Regions from separate parts of the Homo sapiens genome. Here regions 1 and 2 are each linked to region 3. The links are chromatin loops, found by intact Hi-C in ENCODE. Cell type or tissue: gastrocnemius medialis. All regions are shown on one strand. Each heading gives the region's core, and the rest is flanking DNA. Links, peaks and the distances in the headings are about the cores only.

Region 1 (8,038 bases), core at 3,019-5,518, 64 kb before region 3:
CCGGCTGAGACTGCAAATCGCTAGAAACCATACAATAGGTACTTGAATATCTCCCTCCCCAATGTTAAATGAGGTGCTAGACCACCTTGGCAGGCCCTGGTATTCTGCCAGCATGGACCATCCTTTGCCTGACACCAGCCTTCAGAGGCTGGGAGGGGAGGCAGTCTCTGGTGAATCCTGTCACAGTGTCTTTTGTCTCTCCCCACCCTCATCTCCCAGGAGAGGGTCGGCTGGAGAAAGCCAACTGAGAAAGCCTGAAAGGGAGAGCTCAGCGTTGGTCCCTGGAACCTGAATTTGGGAGCTTAAGACCAGGAAAGAGAAGCTGAGGCTGGGCTGGCCTGAGGTGACAGAGAGAGAAAAAGAGAGAACACCCTTCCTCCTCCCGGGAGCAAGGGAGCGTCCACCAGCAGAGGAGAGCAAAAAGCCCTGTTGTCTGGGAACCAAAAAGGGGCCAGCAGGAAAGAGATAGACTAGAGCCACCTAGAATGGGGCTTTTCCTGACAGCGCCCTTTGAAAGGCAGAGGAGGGACTGTTGGAAGCCCAACAGTCCAACAGATAGACTCAGAAAGCAGCAGCCAGGAGGAGGCCTCACTGCATTCAGGCGACTGCCAGTGAGTTCCCAAGGGCGGAATGCCTGGGGAACCTACACACACCACCCAGCCCAGAGGGCAGCATCCCCGGCTCCCAGCAGGACCAGCCTTGGGAAGCTCTGCCCCCTTCCCTATTTCCTCTTTTTCTGGGTCCTGTCCCAGGTAGGGAGATACTGAGGGTGAAGAGGTGAGAGGAAGAGGGGGGACAACCTTGTCTCCCCCTTCCCCCACAGCTGGCATTTAAGTTTGAAGCAGACCTGGGCTGAAGAAGGGAGAAATTTTCAAATGAGATTTGTTCAGAGTTCTGGCAAACATGCTGGAATGTGTGCTTTTAAATTACAGAGACTGCTCTTTGGAAATAAGGGACCCAGTGAATAAGTTCACAGGGTGAGCAAAAATAAAGCAGCATTATGATCGCCCCTTATTGAATCCAGCTTATTGGATGTCCTTTGAGAACATGTGTGATTTTATATGAGGAATAAATGTTTAGAAGTGGAATTTCTGTGTCAAGTAATACAGTATATTTTAATGTTGATAGATGTGGTCAAATTGCCCTCCAAATAATTTGTTCTTATTAACACTTTCCCAGGGGTGGATGAAAGTGGCTCCCGTTGACACCTTTTCATTTTAGTCTTTGCTACTCTACCAGATTTTTTTTTTAAAAAGATATTTCTTATATATATATTTATATATAATATATTCCATATATATGTGTATATTTCATTATGAGGGAAGTTAAAACATTTCTATTTCTTTTTCTGTGAACACCATTGCTAATGTCATTTGCCCATTCCTTTTTTTTCCTTTTGAGTTGTTGAGTTTTTTCTTTGTAATTTGTAAGAACTCTTTATATAAAAGGCATTAGTCCTTGCTCTATCACATATGTTACAAATGTTTGTCAATGTGTGCTATTGGCCTTTGATGAAAGTTATTGCACACTAACAGATTTTTAGATGTGTATGGATCCTACTGTCTAGAACGAATGCAAGTTTACTCTAGAGTGCACCTGAATTAACAGCTGGCTTTTTTCCTTTTGTATATTCATAATCAACAGGCACTGAAAGCCTAAGTAACGTCACGGGAGGTGAGGGATGGCCCTTGAGATCAAGAGGTTGGAAACCGCTAGTCTAGGCTGTACTGGACCTACCTAAACTGTGCCCAGAGCTAAGCCCAGCCCTCCTGGGTTGAAGCTCCAGCACTGATGTCTCTCATGGAGTCAGAAGTCATTAACTTACTAATTCCATATAAAACACAGCAATAGCATTTCAAGGTGGAGCCAACCAAAATGGAAGCGGAATGGCTCTCTTCCTCTCTCCCTTCTCCCTCTGCATCCCCTTCCCTTCCTCCTTTGTTTACCTCCTAAAGGGGAGAGTAAGGCAGAGAAGAAAACAAAGGGTAAGGAGAAAGGGAAGGCTCCCCATTGTGGAGAATTAAGACAACTCTCTTGCTTGGGGCTCCAGGACCCTCTCATCTGGCCACCCCTTCCTCTTCTCTGTCCCCAACATCCTGCCTCATTGTTACACCAGCCTCCTAGCTACACTCTTCCCAGGCACCCTCTGGCCTTGCCACCAGCTGCTTTCTCTGCTGAGAACTTGCTTCCCCTTCCCTGCTTTGTGGACTCTGACATTTCAAATGTCACTTCCTCTAGGAAGCTTTCCCTGGCCAGGCTGACTGAAGTGTTCCCTCCCAGGGCTCCTGTCTTTTTTACAGCACTTCTGATAGTTATATTAGAGGTGTGTGTCTCTCCCACTAACCAGGGAGGTCCTTGAAGGTACATTTGCCTGATTCATCTCTGGTTCTGCCCCAGCACCAGAGCAGCTTAGTCAATGTTCATTGAACAAAGCCCTATTTAAAGAGCAAAAGTGTGTGTTGGCAAGGCGTCCTGACAGTGCTGCTGGGACAATATCCTTCCCTGGAGGGACAGAGCACCCCAGCCAGCTTTCCCCCAGGTCGCTGTCCCCCTCCTCAAGTCCTAAGCTAGAGCCTGGCAACCCTGACTGAGTCCTGTGGATTCACATGGGAGTAATGCCTCGATGTGCAGAGGTCAACCACTGACCTCTATTGGAAGCCCCGCTCCCCATACTGGTGCCAGAGAAGAAGCAGACAAAAATTCAGAGTCACCACCTATGGAATCTCATCCCTGAGGAAAGTTCACTTAGAACAGTGGTCACTTAAACTTTGGTCACTATCAGAATCACCTAGGGAACTCTGGAAAAACAACAAGGCCCAGGCCTAATCCTACTTCAGAGAGAAGTTTGAGAACCACTGGTTTAGACAACGGTGACTCATCCAATTTCTTCAGCTACTGTGATCTGCTTATGCTTCTTCTTACAGGAGTGCTGATCCTAAAGGGTTGTGGGGCTCCTGCCTTTCCTTCCCCTCACACCTTTCCCCACTAGGTTTTAAGCAGAGTTAAGTTCACATACGAATTTGTCGTTATCCACGACAACGTTTATTTGTGCCCAACATGTATGTGTGGAATGAATACACACAGGAACAAACAAGATACTTCAGTTAGGAAGCATGTACAGCCTTCTGCTTGGAGCAACAGACCCGACACTAAGAGGGATGGAAGACAGGGTCCTGCCCTTGGGGACTGGGGATTCTGGCATCACAGTCCTGCTGTCGATCGCATGTCCCTCAGAGCTTCAGTTTCTTCAGCTCTTAAGAAGGAATAATAACGATAACAATACTATCTAGCTGCATGGCTTGGTGTGAGGATTATATAAAATAATGAGAGTGAAAGTGTTTTCTAAGCAAACTCATGAACATAAGATACCGTCACAAAGAAAAATCAATCTTACGAATAATTACAAATAAACAAATTTTGTTAAACTCTCCCTAGCCTGCACATGTTAAGATATTGAGGCCAGGTGCGGTGGCTCACGTCTGTAACCCCAGCACTTTGGGAGGCCAAGGTGGGCGGATCACGAGGTCAGGAGTTCGAGACCATCCTGGCCAATATGGTAAAACCCCGTCTCTACTAAAAATACAAAATTAGCTGGGTGTGGTGGTGGGCGCCTGTAATCTCAGCTACTCTGGAGGCTGAGGCAGGAGAATCGCTTGAACCTGGGAGGTGGAAGTTGCAGTGAGCCCAGACCGCACCATTGCACTCCAGTCTGGGCAATAAGAGCGTGACTTGGTCTCAAAAAAAAGAAAAAAAAAAAAAAGAAATTGAGCTGTTCATTTTTTCTTTAGTTTCTAAGCTCTTGCAGAGATGTGGCAAGTCACTGGTGGTTTCCTTTGGAGAGGACTTTGTTGCAAAGCCTTCTCTCCTTGCCTTGTGGTCAGCTCCATTTGCCTTCTGCCCATTCAGAGCCGTCGCAGATGCTGGTGGGCTATCCTTTGTCTCTGAGAGGCATTGAGAAGACTATACTCAAAATTTCTGATGTGCTTGCCATTTGCAAAGCATCACTTCCCTTTTAAGAGAAGAAGTTATTCTTTATCAAGAAAAAAAAATGCTTACACTTTGGATGGTTTGCACAGAAGCAGACCACATATTTTCTCAGAAATATGCAGAAATGAATGCCAGGTAAAGTTCTTGGCTTGTAAAAAATAGGATTAACCTTTGACATTTATTAATCTTTCTTAGTTTCCTGAGAACCTTCGCATCTATTTTCTCATCATTTTCTCACATTCACCCTTCAAAGTTGTTTGTGATGTTACCTGTATTTCACAGATATGAAAAGTGAGCCTCCAAAAGGAGGTAAGGAAGGCCCTCACAGGGTCTCCCAGCTAAGATGGTAGGATCACCCTTCCAAATGGGCAGAGGAAACGTTTAGGATGCTTGGGGAACCCAGCCCACTCACAGGCCAACAGCTAGAACATTTCAAGAGTGAGTCTCACCTGTTTTTTGTAAGTGAGCGCTGCAGTTGTCACTCCTCGAGGGTTGCTGAGAACACCCATCACATCTGTCAGTGTGGCTCCCATTACAGCTCAAAAGGAAGGGCCTATTATGGGGTTGTTAGTCATGCATGTATGTGTTGCTCTCTGTAATCAGCTGAATAAGAACCTCAGCCAAGAACACAGCTTTCCTCACCAGCCTTTAATGCCTGTAAAATGTGGAGAGAATTTTTCCTTGGTTGGAGTCCCTGTTCACCACAGCACCTCCTTGTCATCTGAATTTACAGCGTTTTCTTCTAGAAGGCCAATGCCTTCGCATTCAGGTCACCTGATGATCTGATTCCACTTCTTTTATTCCACATTTTCAACAAGTCCCCTTGTCTTGATGTCTGAGCTTCTCTTCCTGTAGAAGTAAAGCCCCATAGAGTCATTTCCCAAAGATCTATAAGTGTCTCCCTCTTCCAACTTCACATTGATTCTTAGTCTGGATCTTCTCCTTTAGTCCGCTGGAGAGGGACAAAGGGCAGCTGTACCAGAAAGATTTCCTGGCCTCCAATTTTTTACCCATCATCAATTTGCTCACATTATTCCCTCTCTTGGAATGTCTTCCTCTCTTTCCTTTGTTAAGTACATGTCTAGTAATTTCTTGAGGCTCAATTCCTATTCCATCTCTTCCATGTAGCCTTTTCTGATATCCCTACTAACAATAAATACTCTCTTCTTTGTACCTGCATGAGATTTTTGTTTTTTTTTTTTTTTGAGATGGAGTCTTACTCTGTCACCCAGGCTGGAGTGCATTGGTGCAGTCTCCACTCACTGCAACCTCAGCCTCCCCAGTTCAAGCGATTCTCCTGCCTTAGCCTCCATAGTAGCTGGGATTACAGGCACCCGCCACCACAACTGGCTAATTTTTGTATTTTTAGTAGAGATGGGGTCTTGCCATGTTGGCCAGGCTGGTCTTGAATTCCTGACCTCAAGTGATCTGCCCGTCTCGGGCTCCCAAAGTGCTGGGATTACAGGCATGTGCCACCACCATGTCCGGCCCCTGCATGAGTTTTTATATCTGTCATTCATCCTCATGTTTATTGTTTTACCAATCACTTTTTGAGCATAAAGTATATATCAAAATATATATTAAGCTGTGCTAATTCCAGGGAGGTCATACAGGTATTGGGAAATGAATGATGTATACAAACATATCTAAGACATTATCCTTACTTTTACACTATATTTATTTAAAAATTTTTTTCACAATAATAAATTAACTTTAGCTTACTGTGATATTTTTACTTTATGCACTTCTAATTTTTAAAAAAGTTTTTGACTCTTGTAATAACACTTAGCATAAAACACAAACATACTGTACAGTTGTATAAAAATATTTTCTTTATATTCTTATTCTATACATTTTTTCCTATTTTTAACATTTTAATTCTTATTCTATTTTAAAAGCTTTTTCATTAAAAACTAAGACACAAACACACACATTGGCCTAGGCCTACACAGGGTCAGGATCATCAATATCACTGTCTTTCACCTCGCCATCTTGTCCCACTGGAAGGTCTTCAGAGGCAGTAACATGCATGGAACTATCATCTCCTGTGATAGCAATGACTTTTTCTGGAATACCTTCTGAAGGATCTGCCTGAGGCTGTTTTACAGTTAATTTTTTAAATAAGATGGAGTGCACTCTAAAATAATCATAGAACATGTAGTATTATATATACCAGTAACACAGTCATTTATTATCATTGTCAGGTATTAGGTCAAGTACATAATTTTACGTGCTATCCTTTTATGCCACTGGCAGCACAGTAGGTTTTTTTACACCAGCATCACTGTAAACACTTGAGTAATGCATTGTACTAAGATGTTACAACAGCAACAGTGTTACTAGATCTAGTAGGAAATTTTCAGCTCCATTATAATCTTATGGGACCACCATTGTACATTTGGTTTCTTGACTAAAATGTTATGTGACAAATGACTGTATTCCTCATGGACTGTTATGCTAAATGGGACCTGTCCAGTCCTAATTTGCAGAGCAAAATTTCAGGGGCTGAGTAGACCTGGAATCCATGCCACCTCTAAGGCAGCCTGAGGTGGAGAGATGCAAGATGTGTCTGATATAAGAAAGCCCACATTGTGTTTAAGGCAAGCTAAGGCTGTGTCTCTGAGAGGATGAGGCTGAGCATCAAGATCAAAGGCAAATGTCAGCTCTCAAATGGGAAGACACATAGTGAGGAGAATGTGGAGATGCAATAGGCAGGGTGGAGTGCAGTACCAGGATAAGTGAGCCCAAGATATTAGGAGCCAAGGAGAAGACCAGGGGAGAGGTGATTAGGCTCCTGGTACGTGGTACCCGCTGGGTGGTGTAGAAAGTTAAAAACGGCTTGTTGCTCAGTTATCTTGCAAGCAGTTCCAGGTTTTTATTTGCTTCTGAAATTCTTTCTTTCTTTCTTTCTTTTTTTTTTTTTTTTTTTTTTTTTTGAGACAGAGTCTTTCTCTGTTGCCCAGGCTGGAGTGCAATGGCACTATCTTGGCTCACTGCAATTGCCACCTCCTGGGTTCAGGCAATTATCCTGCCTCTCCGTCCCAAGTAGCTGGGATTACAGGTGCCTGCCACCACGCCTGGCTAATTTTTGTATTTGAAATTATTTCTTGACAAAACTAGTACAAGTAATCTACAGATCTAGTCCAACTTGATCTCTAGGTATGTTCCAGATCCATTAATTTAACCTGTCCATTTGAATGCAGTGGTATTATTTTTAATTTTTTCTAAAAAGCAGTAGAACTATTTTTTTAAACAAAAATCTTATCTGCAATCCAACATAGAAATCAAGAGGACATAGTATAAACTTTCAACAATCAGTAGAGAACACTTCATTGTTTGCAGAACTTCTAAAGGTCTCAAGGGAATCCTAGAATCCTGTAGAGCTCCCTGGCCAAGAATTCTGTAGAAATGGCAGGCCAAGAAGCCAAGGTCAGTTCTCAGTTGAGAACTTGAAGGCTTCAATTTAAAAGCCAAGTGCCTGAAGATGAGATATTGCCATTCTTCCTGGGAACCCATCAAACCTGGAGGATTTTTTTAAAAAACATTTAGCCCATTGCTGAATGGGAATCAAGGCAATTCTGGATTATTTCTTCAGAAAAAATAAAGAACTTTAAGTTTTGTGTTTCCCTTTTCAGTCTTTTCACATCAACCAGTATCTTAACTGCAACATGCAATGTTTACCCCCGTGCTATAGAGTGTCTGACAATGAAACATGATCACCATGGAGATCATGAGCTTCATTGTTCATTGTGTTGTGAGCACAACTGATAAGGCAGGAAAACTCATTTGTCTGCAGAATGACTTACTTTGTGAAGGATGCTCACTGAAGGAACCAGAAAAGTAAACCAACAATGGAAGAGGACCCATTCGCCTAGTTAGGGACTTCCAAGAAGTCTCTTCACAGTGCTGGGGCAACAGCAACACTTGGGTCCTTTAGGCTGCATTCACCAGCTTACCCAGAATATTTGAAAATAAGAGAAAAGAGAAAGAGCACACCGTTTCTCCTGGAGGATCCATACAGAGCTGATTTTTCCTTGTTCTATTGTTGAAA
Region 2 (8,038 bases), core at 3,703-6,202, 150 kb after region 3:
AGTAAATTAATATCTATTTTGTATGTTACATTATTATATATCACATTCTTAATTCCAAAGTAAGCTAGAGAAAATAAAATGTTATTAAGAATCATAAAGAAGAGGCTGGGCCTGGTGGCTCACTCCTGTAATCCTAGCACTTTTGCAGTCCAAAGTGTATTACTTGAGGACAGGAGCTCAATACCAGCCTGGCCAACATGGTGAAACCCCATCTCCATTAAAAATGCAAAAATTAGCCAGACGTGCTCGCCTGAACCCAGGAGGCAGAAGTTGCAGTGAACCAAGATTGTGCCACTGTACTCCAGCCTGAGTGACAGAGCAATACTCAGTCTCAAAAAAAAAAAAAAAAAAAAGGATCATAAAGAAGAGAATGTATTTATTTCTTAAGTGGAAGTGGATCATCATAAATGTATTTATTCTCAATGTCTTCATATTAATTAGGCTGGGGAAGAGAAGGAAGAGAAGGGGTTGATCTTGCTGTCTTAGAGATGGCAGAGGTAGAAGAAAATCCACATGTAAGTGGACCTATGCAGTTTAAACCCATGTTGTTCGAGGGTCTGCTGTAGTTATTTATGCATGTGCTCCACCCTAAACCCCTCCCACATTTGCATACCTATGGGGTGCTTTCTGGAAGGGAAGCAGCATGGTGGCTTAGAAAGGGAATGACACATAGAGCTAGAGAACCTGTGTGTCCAATCCTGTGTCAGCCAATTGTTAACCACAGTAGGATGGGGACCCTTATCCCTTAAAGCTTGAGTAGCCAGCACATAGGAATTCAGAAAAATCATCTATAAGCAGGTGGGCAAATCATTTCATCTATCTGAGGCTTAGCTTCTTCATCGATAAAATGGGGAAAAGGATCCGGCATGGTCACTTATGCCTATAATTCCAGCACTTTGGGAGGCCAAGTTGGGAGGATCACTTGAGGCTAGGAGTCCAAGACCAGCTGTGCATAGTGAACCAGCCTGGGAGTTCATAGTGAACTCCCATTTAAAAAATAAAAGTAGCTGGGCATGGTGGCTCACGCCTGTAATCCCAGCACTTTGGGAGGCCAAGGCAGGTGGATCACGAGGTCATGAGTTCAAGACCAGCCTGGCCAGTATGGTGAAACCCTGTCTCTACTAAAAATACAAAAATTAGCCAGATGTGGTGGCACTTGCCTGTAGTCCCAGCTACTTGGGAGGCTGAGGCAGAAGAATTGCTTGAACCTGGGAGGCGGAGGTTGCAGTGAGCCGAGATCATGCCACTGCACTGCAAACTGGGTGACAGAGCGAGATTCCGTCTCAAAAAAGATAAAAATAAAATGAGATAGAGACAAAAACAATGATAAGCATACAAGCATATAGGACAATATTGATGAAAAGTATTTTGCAAAGGAGAAATTCTTTATAAATTTTATTTGAGTGTTCTACTAGAGATTAGTGATGTCTCCATCAACTAAACCACTCATTTCCTATAAAACCATGACGCTCCACTACATTTTCTAATTTAGCCAATATAGTAGTCCCTTCTTTTCCATAGTTTTGCTTTCTGCAATTTTGGCTACCTGAGTCTGAAAATATTAAATGGAAAATTCCAGAAATAGGCAATTGGTAAGTTTTAAATTGTGCACTGTTCAGAGTAGTGTGATGAAATTTCATGCCATCCTGTTCTGTCCTGCCTGGGATGCAAATCATCCCTTTGTCCAGCATATACATGGTATGGACACTACCCTGCTATGAGCCACTTAGGAGCTGTATTTGTTATCAGATCACCTGTTGAGGCATCACAGTGCTTGGGTTCATGCAAACCTTATTTTACTTAATAATGTCCCCAAAGGGCAAGTGATGTTGGCAATTTGGATATGACAAAGAGAAGCTGTAAAGAACTTCCTTTAAGGGAAATGCTGAAAGTTCTCAATAGAGAAAGAAAAAAAATTGTATGTTGAGGTTGCTAAGATCTACGGTAAAAACAGGACTTCTATCTGTATAATTGTGAAGGAGGAAAAAGAAATGTGTGCACAGTATATACAGGTTTCAGTCATCCACTGGGGGTCTTGGAACATATCTTCTGAGGATTATGGGGGAGTACTGTAATAAGTGCATGATGTGTTTCAGCTACTCTGCTAGGTGTGGTCCCTCATTTAATCCTCCCAATGGACTTAGAAAGGAGGTGGTGCAGTTATTATTCCCATGTTACAGAAAACCAGGGCTTCTGACATGCCTGAGCTAGGTCCCAGCCTCTCCCATACAGCTTCAGGAAGTCATTGGGACCCAGGGAGAATTGAACTGGGCTGGAAGGGAAGAATCAGGAAACTCAGCCTTGATGGGTTAAATTGGAGCAATGCCTCTAACTGGATAGTCAGATTGATTTCCAAGATTTGTTAGGGCTGTGATTCCTCAGCTGGGCTGGACATAATCTTGCATCTCAGTCTTCATGTGCCTGGCTGGTGACTGTGAGGATTTAGAATTTCTGGGCCTGAGCTGGCAGTGGTCTCCCAGAGCCAGGAGTTGGGGTAGCACTGATGAGTCGATAATTAGGACACTTCTTTCAGCTGAAGATAAAGTCCAGAGCCTCAGTCCAGCCATTATCCTGCCAACCCTAATAGAGCCAGATTGATGGATACGGCAAGGAGGGAATTGGGAACATTCTTGTGCACACTATATCACACTCGATAACCGCCCATGCACAATGTAGGACTCATACGCCATAACAAAATCCATTTTGAAACAGCTCTGGGTGCGTCAGCCAGCTGCAAAGCATCTAAAGTATCCCTGACATTTGGGCTTTGGGAGAATGCGGTGAATGGAGAGCAAATGCGCATGCACACACACAAGCCAAGAGAACTCTATCGTAAGGAAAACAGATGCTAGCATCACAACCCACCGTACATCTTATACTGTATTTTTGCAAACACACTAATCCTTCTTGTTAGACAAGAACAGAAACCCCCGAAATGCTTTCCATATGTCCCATTGTCTTCCTGGCCCTTTAATTCTATCTCAAAACCCCCCAACTTAGCAACCTTCATATTCATGCTAAACATATTACATCAGTTCTAACATTGATATGTTTAATATGAATACAATTAAAGTTGCTTCATTATAATCCCGTTAAGATAAACAGCATTGCTATTATTATAAACATTCCTACAAGGCCTCTTGTAAAATATTATCAATACTAATAGAAATTTCCCCCACCCCACATACTTGGACTAAACAATGCCACTGCCTTCCTACTAGTAACAAATATGTCCAATGATTTAAACATCGGTGCATCCAATGTAAACACCATTATAGCTAATGTAAAACAGTTGCCCGGCCCAGCAAATCCTCCACCAGAAAGTTGCTGAAGAAAAAGAACAGTTTCCTCGGCAAGAATGCGTTACAGCCTGCTGGTGACATTTGCAATAGATTACTTAAGCCTATAAAGAAATGAAAATTGCAGGCCCAGTTTGAGCCAGAAATGATGAAATTGGAGAGCACAGGCTAAGTACAGTGTGGCACAGACTGGCTGCTGCCCAGGGTCTGCAAGCCCTGCGTGGGTTGGAGTGCACCTTGTTGAGTCTGTGCATGCACGGCCTCTGACACATCATGTCCTTTCAGTATTGCATTCAGTTCAGTGTTGATTCGGTATTGCATTCAGAGGCCTGCATTCAGTACATGGCCTCCACACGGGTAGGCATGAAGCTGAAGACTGACCTTTTCACAGCTGGAGTGCTCACCAAAGCTGTGTGAGTGTGAACACGTGGGTGCATTTCTCCCTATAATGACCATGCCTGGTGATATGGTTTGGCTGTGTCCCCATCCAAATCTCATCTTGAACTGTAGCTTCCATAATCCCCACATGTCATGGGAGGGACCCAGTGGGAGGTAATTGAATCATGGGGGTGGGTTTTTTCCCATGCTGTTCTCATGATAGTGAATAAGTCTCATGAGATCTGATGTTTTTATAAAGGGCAGTTCCTCTGCACATGCTGTCTTGCCTGCCGCCATGTCAGACATGCCTTTTCTCTTCCTTTGCCTTCCGCCATGATTGTGAGGCCTCCCCAGCCATGTGGAACTGTGAATTCATTAGACCTCTTTTTCTTTATTGATTACCCAGTCTCGGGTATTTCTTCATAGCAGTATGAAAATGAACTAATACCCCTGGGCAGCGTGGCAAAGAACAATGCCACGCTTTGTTCTTTGATTCTGTGTTCAGTATGAGGATTCTGCCTCATACTGTGGTGATCTTTCTCCTTCAGATTACAGAGAAGGCCAGGGTTTTAGGGAGGACACCTGCTAGACCCTTCTGCAGAGTCAAAGCAGGATTATCTTTTATTCATCTGATGTTTATCTCACCTGGTGCCTCTAAAATCAGCACACAACAAGCCTCGGCCATGTTCACATCAAGCTCTTGTTTCATTCTTGCCTCTCTCTCCCTTTCTATCCACTTCCATGATTTATTGGCTCCTCACCTGTTGTTTACATCTCTTATTTCTGGAAACTTCTTGGATGTGGTTCCAATGATTCTATTCTTACTCACTTTTTTAAAATAAATCACTCAACCCCACTCCTGCAAAATACCCAAATTCATCAAGCTCTGGCTTCAGGGACCTCTGAAAGGTGATCCCAGTAAGAAGCATTTGAAAACTTTCACCCTCTCTCACTCAGTTGCAGACATCCTCAATGTGACACTGTGAATCAGTGGTCCTGACTTCTCATTGCCCCTCAAGGGGTCTCCCCAGAAAATTTCCAGAGGGCAGTCTTACCCTTTGGGGCTAAGCTCTGTGACATCTATGACATTGTCGCCAGAATTATAAGTTTCTGTCCTGATACAGAGAAAGGAAAATAACATTTTCTAATTATTTCTACTTAAAATATTTTAATCTAAATTAACCACCTCTGCCTTAAACAATTTTTAAGGAAATGTAAGTAATGTTTTCCATTGATGACAGAACTTGTCTACAATCAAGCAATTCTCATTTTCTTGGTGTGACTGTGAGAACAAGAATCGGTATGTGTCCTTCAAAAATATCACTCCTAGGCTGGGCGCAGTGGCTCACGCCTACAATCCCAGCACTTTGGGAGGCTGAGGGGGGCAGATCACTTGAGGTCAGGGGTTCGAGACCAGCCTGGCCAACATGGTGAAACCCCATCTCTACTAAAAATAGAAAAATTAGCCAGACATGGTGGCGCACACCTGTAATCCCAGCTACTCAGGAGGCTGAGGCAGGAGAATCGCTTGAACCCAGGGGGCAGAGGTTGCAGTGAGCTGAGATTGTGCCATTGCACTCCAGCCTGGGTGACAGAGACTCTGCCTAAAAAAAAAAAATAGATAAATAAATAAGTAAATATCACTCCTGCACATGTACCCTGGAACTTTAAAAATAAAAATTAAAAAAAAATCACACATTGGGAAGTTCATCTGGCACTTAGAGTTCAGTGATGTTCAGGGTTCCAGTTTTGGTACTATTAACATTTAGGGCCAGATACTTTGTTGTAGGGGACTATCCTTCACAATGTATGAGATTTATTTATTTTTGAGACAGGGTTTCACTCCGTTGTCCAGGCTCGAGTGCAGTGGCGCTATCTCGCTATCTCGGCTCACTGCAACTTCTGCCTCCTGGGGTCAAGCAATTCTCCTGCCTCACCCTCCTGAGTAGCTGGGACTACAGACACACACCACCATGCCTAGCTAATTTTTCTATTTTTTTGTAGAGACAGGGTTTCGCCATGTTGCCCAGGCTGGTCTTGAACTCCTGAGCTCAAGCAATCCACCTGCCTCTGCCTCTCAAAGTGCTGGGATTACAGACGTGAGCCACTGCGCCCGGCCTACAACGTATGTTATTTAGCTTAATACCTGGCCTCTACCTATTAAATGTCAGTAGCACCTGCAACTCACCCCCCAACCCTGACGTTATAAAAATCATAGATATCTGCCGACATGGTCAAATGTCCCCTGAGGAAGCAAAATCTTACCTCTTCCCCACAGCTGAGAACCACTGAGCAATTTGCATGAATCAAAGCATCTAACAAATGAGTGAAGACAAATTGAGATGTAAATTCTTTTTCCCTTGCTTACTGCCTATGTGGTCTTATTAGGCAAGAAACTTAGTTTATCTGAGCCTCAGTTTCCTTATCTGTACAGTGGGATTGATAATATCTATGTAACAGGGGTTGTAGGAAACCACCTAGGTTTTATGTATGTAAATTCATGATGTCAAATTTATGGCAGCTGTGATTCTCACTGGGGCCCCCTCATTAGGCACCTCCTCCTTGAATGAGCCTATGGCAGCCCAGAGCATAAACAGGGTGTTCTCATTTCCCCAGAGTCTAGAAAGATGGGGAGTTGGAATTCCATTCCAGCTAAACATCATGTTTTTAATGCTGGGCAACTCTTTCCTAATAAAATCCAAAACCACGTAAACACCAGTATAGTTTTCAATTTGTAGTCAGATTAGACGCCAGGAGCGTTTGGTTCAATTTTATTTTATTTTATTTTTTAAGTGATATCTTTACAGTGGATTTGAAAGCAAGCTTTACAGTGGATTTGAAAGCAAGCTGCCTCTCTGGAGAAGTGTAAGTTTTGGAAAGCAAGTTTCCCTGGAATGTTTCAGCTTTAATCAGGGTAGATGGAAGAAAAAAATAAAAAGGTGGTTAAGCCACATGACAGAATATCTGGACCTCGATTCATCAGCTCATTTAGGAAGCTCTCTATGGAGCAAAATATGCACAGAAAGGAGGCTTTGTGTCATTCTAAAAGCTATTTTATGTCCTTGGAAAGGCAGGTGTGTGTTAATATTTATACTCTTCGAGTGTTCTGTTTTAAGTGTCACATACTGCAAATGTATCTCCAAAGTCACTCCAGGAAAAAAAAAAAGTCATTTTATTGGGGAACGGGGCATAGTTCCCCAATTCCCACATCCTCATTGTCTGTGAAGCTCACAATTTGTATCGTTCTATCACTGTGGTTACCAATAGCAGAGAGCTCCTACTTCGCATCCATTGAGCATTCCTGTTGAACCCTGGGGATCCAGGGATAAATGGTGAAGTTTCCTACCCCTGGGGGCCACAGCCTGGCGGGGTGGGTGGGAGAACAGACTCCCTAGAGAGCCTGAGCCTGCTCTTTCTCTTTTCTGTGACAAGGAATTAAGTCTCAAGGGGTGGCTTGGGGTGAAATTGTTCTTTTTCTCTCTGAAGTTCTGGGAAGAGCTGAGCTCTGAGCTCCACTGGAGCGCAGGGATCAAGGTACAGAGGTTCCTGTCACAGGGCCAAACCCGAGGCCAAACTCTGTGTGTGTGTGTGTGTGTGTGTGTGTGTGTGTGTGTGTGTGTGACGGACAGTACATTTTTAGATGGTGGAGAATCTGAAAAGGGAGTGCAGGGAGAGCTAATGGGGGTGCCTGGCTCCGAGCCATTGTCACTGCCCAGGGAAAGGGGCTGGCTACAGGGCAGCCTGAGGGGAATAGGCCATGTCCTGTCCCAGGCTGGGCTCATGAGAAGTGATGAGACACCCAGCAGGGCCTTGGCTTCCCCTGTGAGCTCTCCTTCCGACCATTGTCAAGCATGCCCGTGATCACTCCACAGACATCTCTTGGGCACTATTGTGTTTGGACTCAAGGATCTCCCCCAACAACCCCCATGCCCAGCCATCTTCTCCTCTCATTTTGACTAAAGTTGCCCAGGCCTTCAGTTCCTCTAATTCCAATGGCTATCATCATGCAGATAACTCCCTCATCTTTCTATCCAGCCAAGACCTCTTCATGGAGCAGCAAGCTGATAGATCCACCAGCCTCCTGGGAATCTCTTCTTGGAAGCCCCTTGGGTACCTTCATCTGCTGCCCCAACTGGGAAGCCCCCCCTGAATCCAGCAGACACTGGCTCCTTCCACTTCCCATCATGCTGGGCACCACCCTATAGCATCGAACAGGTTGTCCTGTGGTTGTTCTGTGCCCATCTCCACAGTGCCATGTCAAGGCTTGGTGAAGTAGGTGCTCAGTGAATTCATCTAGGACCAAGTGTCTTCATCAATTAGGGCTCTGAGAAGAGCAGTGCCATGAAGAGGGCATCTCAAAC
Region 3 (8,038 bases), core at 2,656-5,155:
ATACAAAGATGAAAAGCTACATAAAGATGAAAAGCTACAAGGAAATTCCCGGTGGGCCCCAAGATCTTTACCCTAAAGCATTTCTGTTAAAGCTCAACACGGCAATTTATTAATAAATAGATAGTTTATCTTCACAGGTGTGGCAACACAGGATAGAACTATAAGTCATCCCTCTACCCACCTGAAACCAGTGCATATCTGATTGTTTCCTCTGCCCTATTGCCTAGGTTATCTTACATAAAAATGCAGATTCACTGAGCCAGACTAAGGCATGAATGACTGTTTTCCCCTCCCTGCCTCTCACATGAAAATTGTGTATTTCTCAATTTCCCACCCTTTCTTCTTTAAATATTGAAGACCTCAAAATCATCTTTGGAGAAAGGCATAGACCTATCTCTTGAGTATCTTTTTTTTTTCTTTTGGAGACGGAGCCTTCCTCTGTCGCCCAGGCTGGAGTGCAGTGGCATGATCTTGGCTCACTGCAATCTCCACCTCCCTGGTTCCAGTGATTCTCCTGCCTCAGCCTCCCAAGTAGTTGGGATTACAGGCGTCCACCACCATGCCTGGCTAATTTTTATAGTTTTAGTAGAAACGGGGTTTCACCATGTTGACCTGGCTGGCTTGGAACTCCTGATCTCAGGTGATCCGCCCGCCTCAGCCTCCCAAAGTGCTGGGATTACAGGCATGAGCCACCGCGCCCAGCCTGGGTATCCTTAACTTAGGCAAATAAACCCCTAAAATGACTGAGACTTGTCTCAGTCACTTTCCTTGATTGACATCACTCACACATGAGGTGATTGAAAATCTAAAGGTTTAAGTGATTTTCTACCTGAAAATGTAAAAAAAGGGGTTACATTCAGAGCTGTCTGACTCGAAGCTGCTTGTTTCTAATTCTCCGTGGCTCCCTTGTGTGCCCTTGGTGATGGATGAATTAATCCAACCAATTCTTTCTTTGATTCTACTGCATGGAGACACAAAGATAGAGAAGGCCTGCTGGTGACTGACAGTGTTTGTGTGCTGGGAATGGAGAGTTGTGGAAGATGGATAGGTAAACAGATTTTCCTTACAAGGTGCCAGCCATAAGCAAAACAGGATGTGGGAGCACTGGGTGGAAACACAGAGCAACTTAGCCTGGGATGTTGTTGAAGCCTTCATGGAGGAAGTGATGATGATGTGGGTCCTTTCAGGAAGCTTAATGATGAGCCAAGCACCATGCTGGGCAAAGTGCTCTCCCAGGCTAGTGAGGAAAATGAGGGAATGAGAAAGGAGGATGAGGAGGGCTTTGAGGGTGATGAGTCAGATGCAGGCACAGCCTTGGTAGTGGGTTTTAGTCCGTGCTCTGAGATGCCCAGTTTTTCATGAGAAAGAAAAGCATGTATGCCCACCCAGAAGAATGATTGTTAAGACAGGCTAAGAATATTGAGAGCAGAATGCACAGCCAACGCAAACTTGGCTGTATGCTCTTCTTTCTATGGGGATTTCTCTCCCTTTCTCTGCCTGTCATTCAGTGAGCAGAACAGAAATGTGTTCAGGCACAGGAGGAGGATGAACTGCACACCAATTGAAGGGAACAGTATGGGGTAGAGCAGAGTAGCACAAAACAGCATGCACATTGTGAGTTTGTGTAAGTTAGCTTTTGCTGTATAACAAACCAACTCAAAGCTTAGTGACTTAACCAATATTTATCATTTTTTAGAATGATTTTTTGGGTTGAGTGAGTGATTCTCATGGTCTAAGTGAGCTTAGTTGTTGCTGGAAGTTGTGGATGGTGTTACCCACATGTTTGGGGTCAGCTGAGATCTCTTTCCACATGGGCCTTATCCTCAAGGAGTCTAGCTAAGGTTAGTAAACATAGTGGCTGGAGGGGCTTGCAGAAAGAAAGAGCTTTCAAGCTTTTGCTTGCTTCACATTTGCTAATGGTCCCATTGGCCAAAGACAGTTTCATGGCCTACTGAGATTCAAGGGGCAGAGAAATATGTTCCACTTCTTAATATAAGGAGCCGCAACTCACACTACAGGTATGGGAAGGATTTACGGGTGGGAAATCCAGTGTTCTTGCTGCATATGGTGATGGTAGAGAAGAGGAAACCAAAGAAACAAAGGCACATCCTGATGGGCCTTGAATGCCAAGTGAAGGGCTTCAACTTTATTTTGTAAGCATTGAGGGTTCCTGAAAAGATTTAAGCAGGCCAGCTTTGGATTTAAAAAGCCCATTCCAGTGGCTATAAGAAGGTTGGATTGGAAAAAGGTAAAATTCAAGGAAAAGGACCCATTAGGCCATCCATATTTCAGGAACAGGGGGTCAAGGCCTGAACCAAGACTGTCACTGAGCTCTTTGAAAGCAGGGCCATAAGTTCCTCATGTTTTTAGCCCATGTGTAGCACAGTGCCTGGTCTCGAGTTGGCATTCACCAAATGCTCAAATGAATGTTATACGGAGAGCAGAGTGTGGACTGCCAGATGGTTTGGAGGTCAGATGACCAGGGCTTTCCTGATAGTCAACAACAGGAAGAAGAACGAGATGGGTGTGAGTGTTCAGAAATTTGTTCGTGTCAGCTGAGGAGGTGAAGGCTGGGTGCAGAGTCAGAAGCCAGTTACAAGGACTTGAGATGCACATCTCTCTGTCCATCCTCTGTCATCTCCTTCATGTCAAGGACACTCTCTGACATGAACTTGGGCAACTCTCTTCGTTCACCAGGGCCTCTGTTTCCAAATTCTTTAAAACAGAGATGGTAACTCCAGGACCCTGGCAATGCCAGTAATATACTCTGAAGAGAAACTATGAGAGAACCCCACTTAAAGGGTGGACATCACTGGTGCTCTCTCATTAAGGTTGAGCATTATTGGACAAACCTACCCACATGAAGGTCAGGCTGGGAGGACTGGAGCAGGTTCTTTTTTTTTAGTGAAGAAATTTTCCATTGGGAGCTTCATGGAAATGATGCTTAATGCCTTTACCACTCTGCCTTTCCAAAGGATGTTAGTCTCCCTCGTGAGAGAATCTATGTAATGTACTGGTGACGTAGGCATCATCAAGGCCTATTATGTCCATTTCCCAGATGACGGACATCCCATTGGAGATGGCAGTGATTGGCAGAAAAATTACAGGCAAAGGCTAGGTCAGAACTCTGAAGCCTGAATTCTGCCCTGAAGGTCATGGCTCTTCTCCAGCAGTAGCTCCAATACAGGCTTCTCAAGTTTACCCAACTCTAGCGCTAACCAGCTCTTCAGAGTCCTTTCTCTCCAATAGTCATCTTTGTGTAAAGAGCCAAAAAGCAAATGTTCCAATTAATGAAAAGGCTCTTCTATAATAGGATTTGTATGAGATCAAAAGGGTTTCTAACTGGGACAGACCTGCAAGCTTGGAGTGCTGTGCTTTTCCAGCATGTGCTGTAATTAATACATACACTGAACATTACATATAATCTGCATATTATTGACCCAATGCACAATTCATATGGTAATGCCATTAATTGCATATTACCTAGGCGGCTTAATGAACATTACATAGGTTTTTAATGGATGTAGTTACTATAATTGAGTTCAATTATATCCCTGCCATGCATATGAGGTCAATAGACTAGCTCGACCCCACAGGGTCTGGGAGAAAGGAAACAGGTGTTTGTAGTGAGGGCAATTTGTGAGCTGGAGCAGAGAGAAGGGAGAGGCCAAGGGCCAGAGATGACTTGCTTGGCTGGGCCCTTTTTAGGGCCCGGATAGTGGTACACAAAGCTGGGTAAACAGCAGGCAGTCTATGCACAAAGGCAGGATCTCCTGCTTGCCCCTCTGCTGTGGGTTTGGAACAGGGCACCAGACTGGAGCCCTGAAGCCAGCCACGCCCACGCTGTAACAGGACACTTTCTTCTACGCTGACCCAAAGCCAATGGGCAGTTGCATCACTTCCTCTGGCAGAGTGGAGGCCACATGATTCTAGCATCTGGGCTTGCCAGGGATGCAGGGGAGCCCTGCCTGTCCATGATGCTGGCGCAGAAGGCCCTGAGCCTGGTGTTGCTTCTTTTCTCCAAATTCTATGTCTGGAGTGGAAGAGGCAAAGCTGCTGCTCCCATATTCTGGGTGCTCACACCCTCTAAAAGAGATAACCCCATGTGGACAGAGAACTAGGGAGTGAAGAGGCATCAGAGTTCCTCATACTTCCCTTCCTAAAAAAGAGAAAGGTGACTCAGAGATGACAAACACCTGCCATAAACTAGGCACTGCTGATGTTACCTACTTTACCCTCCACTGGATTTCTCCCATTTGGTTAAAGTGATACTAAATCTTCAGAGAGGTTAGAAATTTTCCCAAGGACACACACACACACACACACACACATACACATGCACACACAACACAACACAACACAACACACACAGAACTTGTTGAAGGTGGGGTCAGAATTTGAACTCAGGTCAGTCTCACCCCAAAGTTTACAGCACCCAATTACTCCAGGCTGCTTTGTTGCAACTTTGCTGTGTTCCTAGTTTTGAAGGCCACTCCAGAAGGGGTAAAATAATGATGAAAAGGAAAGTTTGATGCAGATATCAGGATAGAAAGAAAAGAAGAAAATGAATGATTTTTTTTAAAATCACAGAGAGAGAATTTGATTTTTCCAGTAACCTTCTTGCAAAGTATACATTTGCATGTCTCTTTTTCTGCCTGTCTTTCCACTCTCATTGACCGCTGATTTGCTAAGTTGGGCTGGCCAGGAATACACTTTCTATTTAGAAAGCAAATGCGGCCAGATTTGGGCCCCGGCCTAGGAGCTGACTCACTTTTGCTGGGATGACACATTCACTGCGCATGTTTCACAATTTTCAGAAACACCAGATTTATTTCTGTCAATACCCAGAGCCCCACTTCGCTGTCCACCTAAGGCCACACACTGAGGCGTTGCTATTTTTTTCCCTGGGGCCTAAATGGATGGGAAGACTTCCCATGCCTGAAACATCACCCTCATTTGTAAGGAGAGAAAGTCTGGCCAAGAATTGCAGTGTTTTTAACCAGAATTTGGCTGGCTTTCAATAGCTTTATGCCAAAGCTGTACCAGCCAGAGAGATGGCTGTGAGTGTGTGTGTGTGTGTGTGTGTGGAGGCGGGGGGGGGGGGGGTGAGGCTTGAAAACAAGGCAAAAAAGGAAGGAAAAAAAAACACGCAGACAGCAGAGAGGAAAGGAGAGAATAGGAGAGAATGAGGGTTGATTAAGTTTGGCAAGGAAGAAAAGAGAAGGAAGAGAGGGAGTTTAAAAAGAGAAAGGCAGCAAGAGAAATAACAAAGGAAGAATCAGGAGAGAGAAGGAGAGATTAACTTACTTTAACTAATCAACTACTATGAGAATGCCAAGCATTGTTGGGGATGCTTCTGCACACCACCTCATCTAATTCTCACAACCACCTTGTGGGTACACATAATGAAGCTTCATTGTTATTAATAAAGAAGTAGGGGGCTCAGGAAGTTGGAACCCTTTGCCCTGAGGCTATACTGATAATACAGGGCAGAGGGATTTGGACCTCCCATCTCTGACTTTTAAAAGCTTGGAGGACTCTGCTTGCCATCAGGGAGCTTCATGGGAGGCCCTGTGATCTGGATGGTCCGTGACAGTCTCCTCTAAGGGGGTTGTTTACACACTTAGACACTAAGAGCTTAAGACTTGAAGGGACTGCTACATATACAAAGCTCTGGATTCAGAGCTATCTGGAAACTTTCTCCAGGGTAAATAAAAACAACCACTTCAACAATGTTGCCAATGAATCTCTCTCCAAAAAAGAAAAGGAAAGGAAAAGGGAAAGTGATGCTATTTTTTCCCCCTCCAAAGTAAAGGTTACAACAACATTTTCTTTGAGCTGATGTGAGAGCAGCCAGCAGACATTTCTTTGGTAACCATCTCCATGTGTCTGTGTGGAAAGTACCTTGCAGTGACTAAGCGTTCGTTGAGGTGATTCACTTGTCACTGCGCTTGGGGACTTTGGACTAGTCCTGGCAGCTGCAAAGTTATTTTCATCGGCTTCTGACCCAGGCCCTCCCTGCAGGGCACAGGTGCCTGAGAATGTACCCCTGTCTCTGCTCACAAGGTGAGCAAGGGGGGCTGGAAGACAAGCTCTCTCTGGACTCCTGGCAAGACTTCTAGAAAGTCCTAGCTGCTAATTTCCTTGGCAGCCTAGGAGTCAAGGGTCTGAGGCAGCACTCAGGGCTTGAAATGAAATGAAGCTCATTTACTGAGCATCTAGGATATGCCAGAAGTTTTCTCTTCATTTGTCTCATTCTTCCTCACAGTAATCCAAATAAATGTTTTCTTTTGTCATTGAAACGGAGACCCTAACAGAGCAAGAGGCCTGACCTTCACACCTATGTAACCCAAGGTCACAGAAATGCTGAGGGGCCATGTGACTCCAGTGAAGCAGGAGTATCCATCCAGCCACAGAGATGGGACCTGTCCAAATGGGACCTGTCTGTTCCAAAGGTTATTCTGCTTGGTAAGTCTGTTTAGATTGCAATATTTTATTAAAATTATATACACATAGAAAAGGGCACCTAGAAGTATACAGGTTGATAAATGTTCACAACCTGAATAGAGCCTATAATTAACACCCAAATCAAAAAGCAGAACATTCCCTCTGGTCACCTGTCTCCAAGATGACTGCCATCAGTTCATTTCCTCCAAGTATATTAATGTCCTTTTCCTGGAGAAGTGGAATTCTTCCTCTTTTCCCCTTGAATTTGGACTGGCTTTAATGACTTCTTTGACCATAGAATGAAGCGGAAATGTTGCTAGGGCTAGATCATAAAAAACCTTGCAGCTTCTCCCTGGGTCTCTTGGAAACCCTCTCCAGGAGCTCTGAAATACTACATAAGAGGTCCAGCTACTCTGAGACTGCCATGTTGGAGAGGCCACATATAGGCACTCCTGTTGACAGTTCCAGTGGAACCCAGACTTCTGGTGATCCCTGACAAAGCAGGAAATTTGTTAGGAGAGTTTTCTTGGACCCTGCAAAGCAGCCCATTTGCCAGCTAAAGACCACTGAGTGACCCCTGTCAAAACCACATGGAGCAAAAGAATCACCCACCTGAGCCCTGACCAAACTTCTGACCCACAAAATCATGAGATATAATGAAATGATTGTTGTTTTAAGCCCCTAAGTTTTGGGGGTAATTTATTAGGCAGTGATAAGAAAAGTAAATATAATCCACCAGCGCAGAAGCCCCCAGTTGACCCTTTCCAGTTATTATGCTCCCTTCAATGGTAACCATGTGTCAACTTCCTCTACCATAGATTGGTTCTGCCTGTTTTTATGGCTTCTATCAATGGAATCATACAATATCTTCTTTTTTTGTGAGCCTGGCTTCTTTGGCTCAATATTATTTTATAAAATTCTTCCCTAATGTTGCATGTAGCTGCAGATTCTCATTCTCATCATTGTAGTCCAATGTGTGACTATATTAATTTATCCATTCTATTATTGATAGACATTTGAGTTGTTTCCAGCTTTTGGCTATTATGAATAACATCGCTATGAACATTTCAGTGTGTGTGCATTTCTGTTTGATATATACATGTGTCTCCATATATATACATGGAGAGAGAGAGATGGGGGTGTGTGTGTGTGTAGATATGTATATAGCTGTGTGTCCACCTATATACATACCTATATCCATCTATATCTGTATCTATATCTATATCTATATCTATATCTATATCTATATATACACACACACACCCCACAGTGTTATAGGTCTCATATATATTAGGTTGGTGTAAAAGTAATTGTGGTTTTTGCCATGACTTTTTTCTCTCTCTCTCTGTCTGTGTATATATATATATATATACATATATATATATACACACACACACACATACACACACACACATACACATTACTTACAAGGTTTTAAACACTTTATTCCCCAGCAATTCCTCTCCTGGGGGTGGTGTGTATGTGTGTGTATATAGGTGTATGATATAGTTTGGCTGTGTTCCCACCCAAATCTCATCTTGAATTATATTTCCCATCATCCCCATGTGTCATGGGAGGGACCTAGTGGGAG

Evidence for each region. Hi-C counts contacts between places; a loop is a spot of excess contacts. Peaks named below come from ENCODE experiments on the same cell type or tissue, not always from the same donor. Only the 100,000 strongest peaks of a DNase experiment are listed, where the experiment ranks them.
Region 1: a loop joins it to region 3, with 5 times the contacts of the local background. A loop is called at or near these places in 5 of 110 quality-filtered maps.
Region 2: a loop joins it to region 3, with 3 times the contacts of the local background. A loop is called at or near these places in 3 of 110 quality-filtered maps.

Annotation. Positions count from the first base shown.
Region 1 is chr9:107,681,564-107,689,601 of GRCh38, forward strand. No RefSeq gene overlaps it. Among named protein-coding and RNA genes, the nearest start is that of KLF4, 200 kb to the left of the region's middle. In gastrocnemius medialis, for the core only: no CTCF peak of the experiment used is centred there; a DNase peak (open chromatin) is centred at 4,478; H3K27ac peaks cover 834 bases.
Region 2 is chr9:107,892,315-107,900,352 of GRCh38, forward strand. No RefSeq gene overlaps it. Among named protein-coding and RNA genes, the nearest start is that of KLF4, 410 kb to the left of the region's middle. In gastrocnemius medialis, for the core only: no CTCF peak of the experiment used is centred there; no DNase peak of the experiment used is centred there; H3K27ac peaks cover 228 bases.
Region 3 is chr9:107,746,084-107,754,121 of GRCh38, forward strand. It overlaps LOC105376208 (a long non-coding RNA gene), which reads left to right. Exons shown (of 7, transcript XR_930229.2): 2 at 6,308-6,468. Among named protein-coding and RNA genes, the nearest start is that of KLF4, 260 kb to the left of the region's middle. RefSeq lists enhancers at 5,069-5,796, 5,838-5,937. In gastrocnemius medialis, for the core only: no CTCF peak of the experiment used is centred there; DNase peaks (open chromatin) are centred at 3,888 and 4,758; H3K4me3 peaks cover 382 bases; H3K27ac peaks cover 2,382 bases.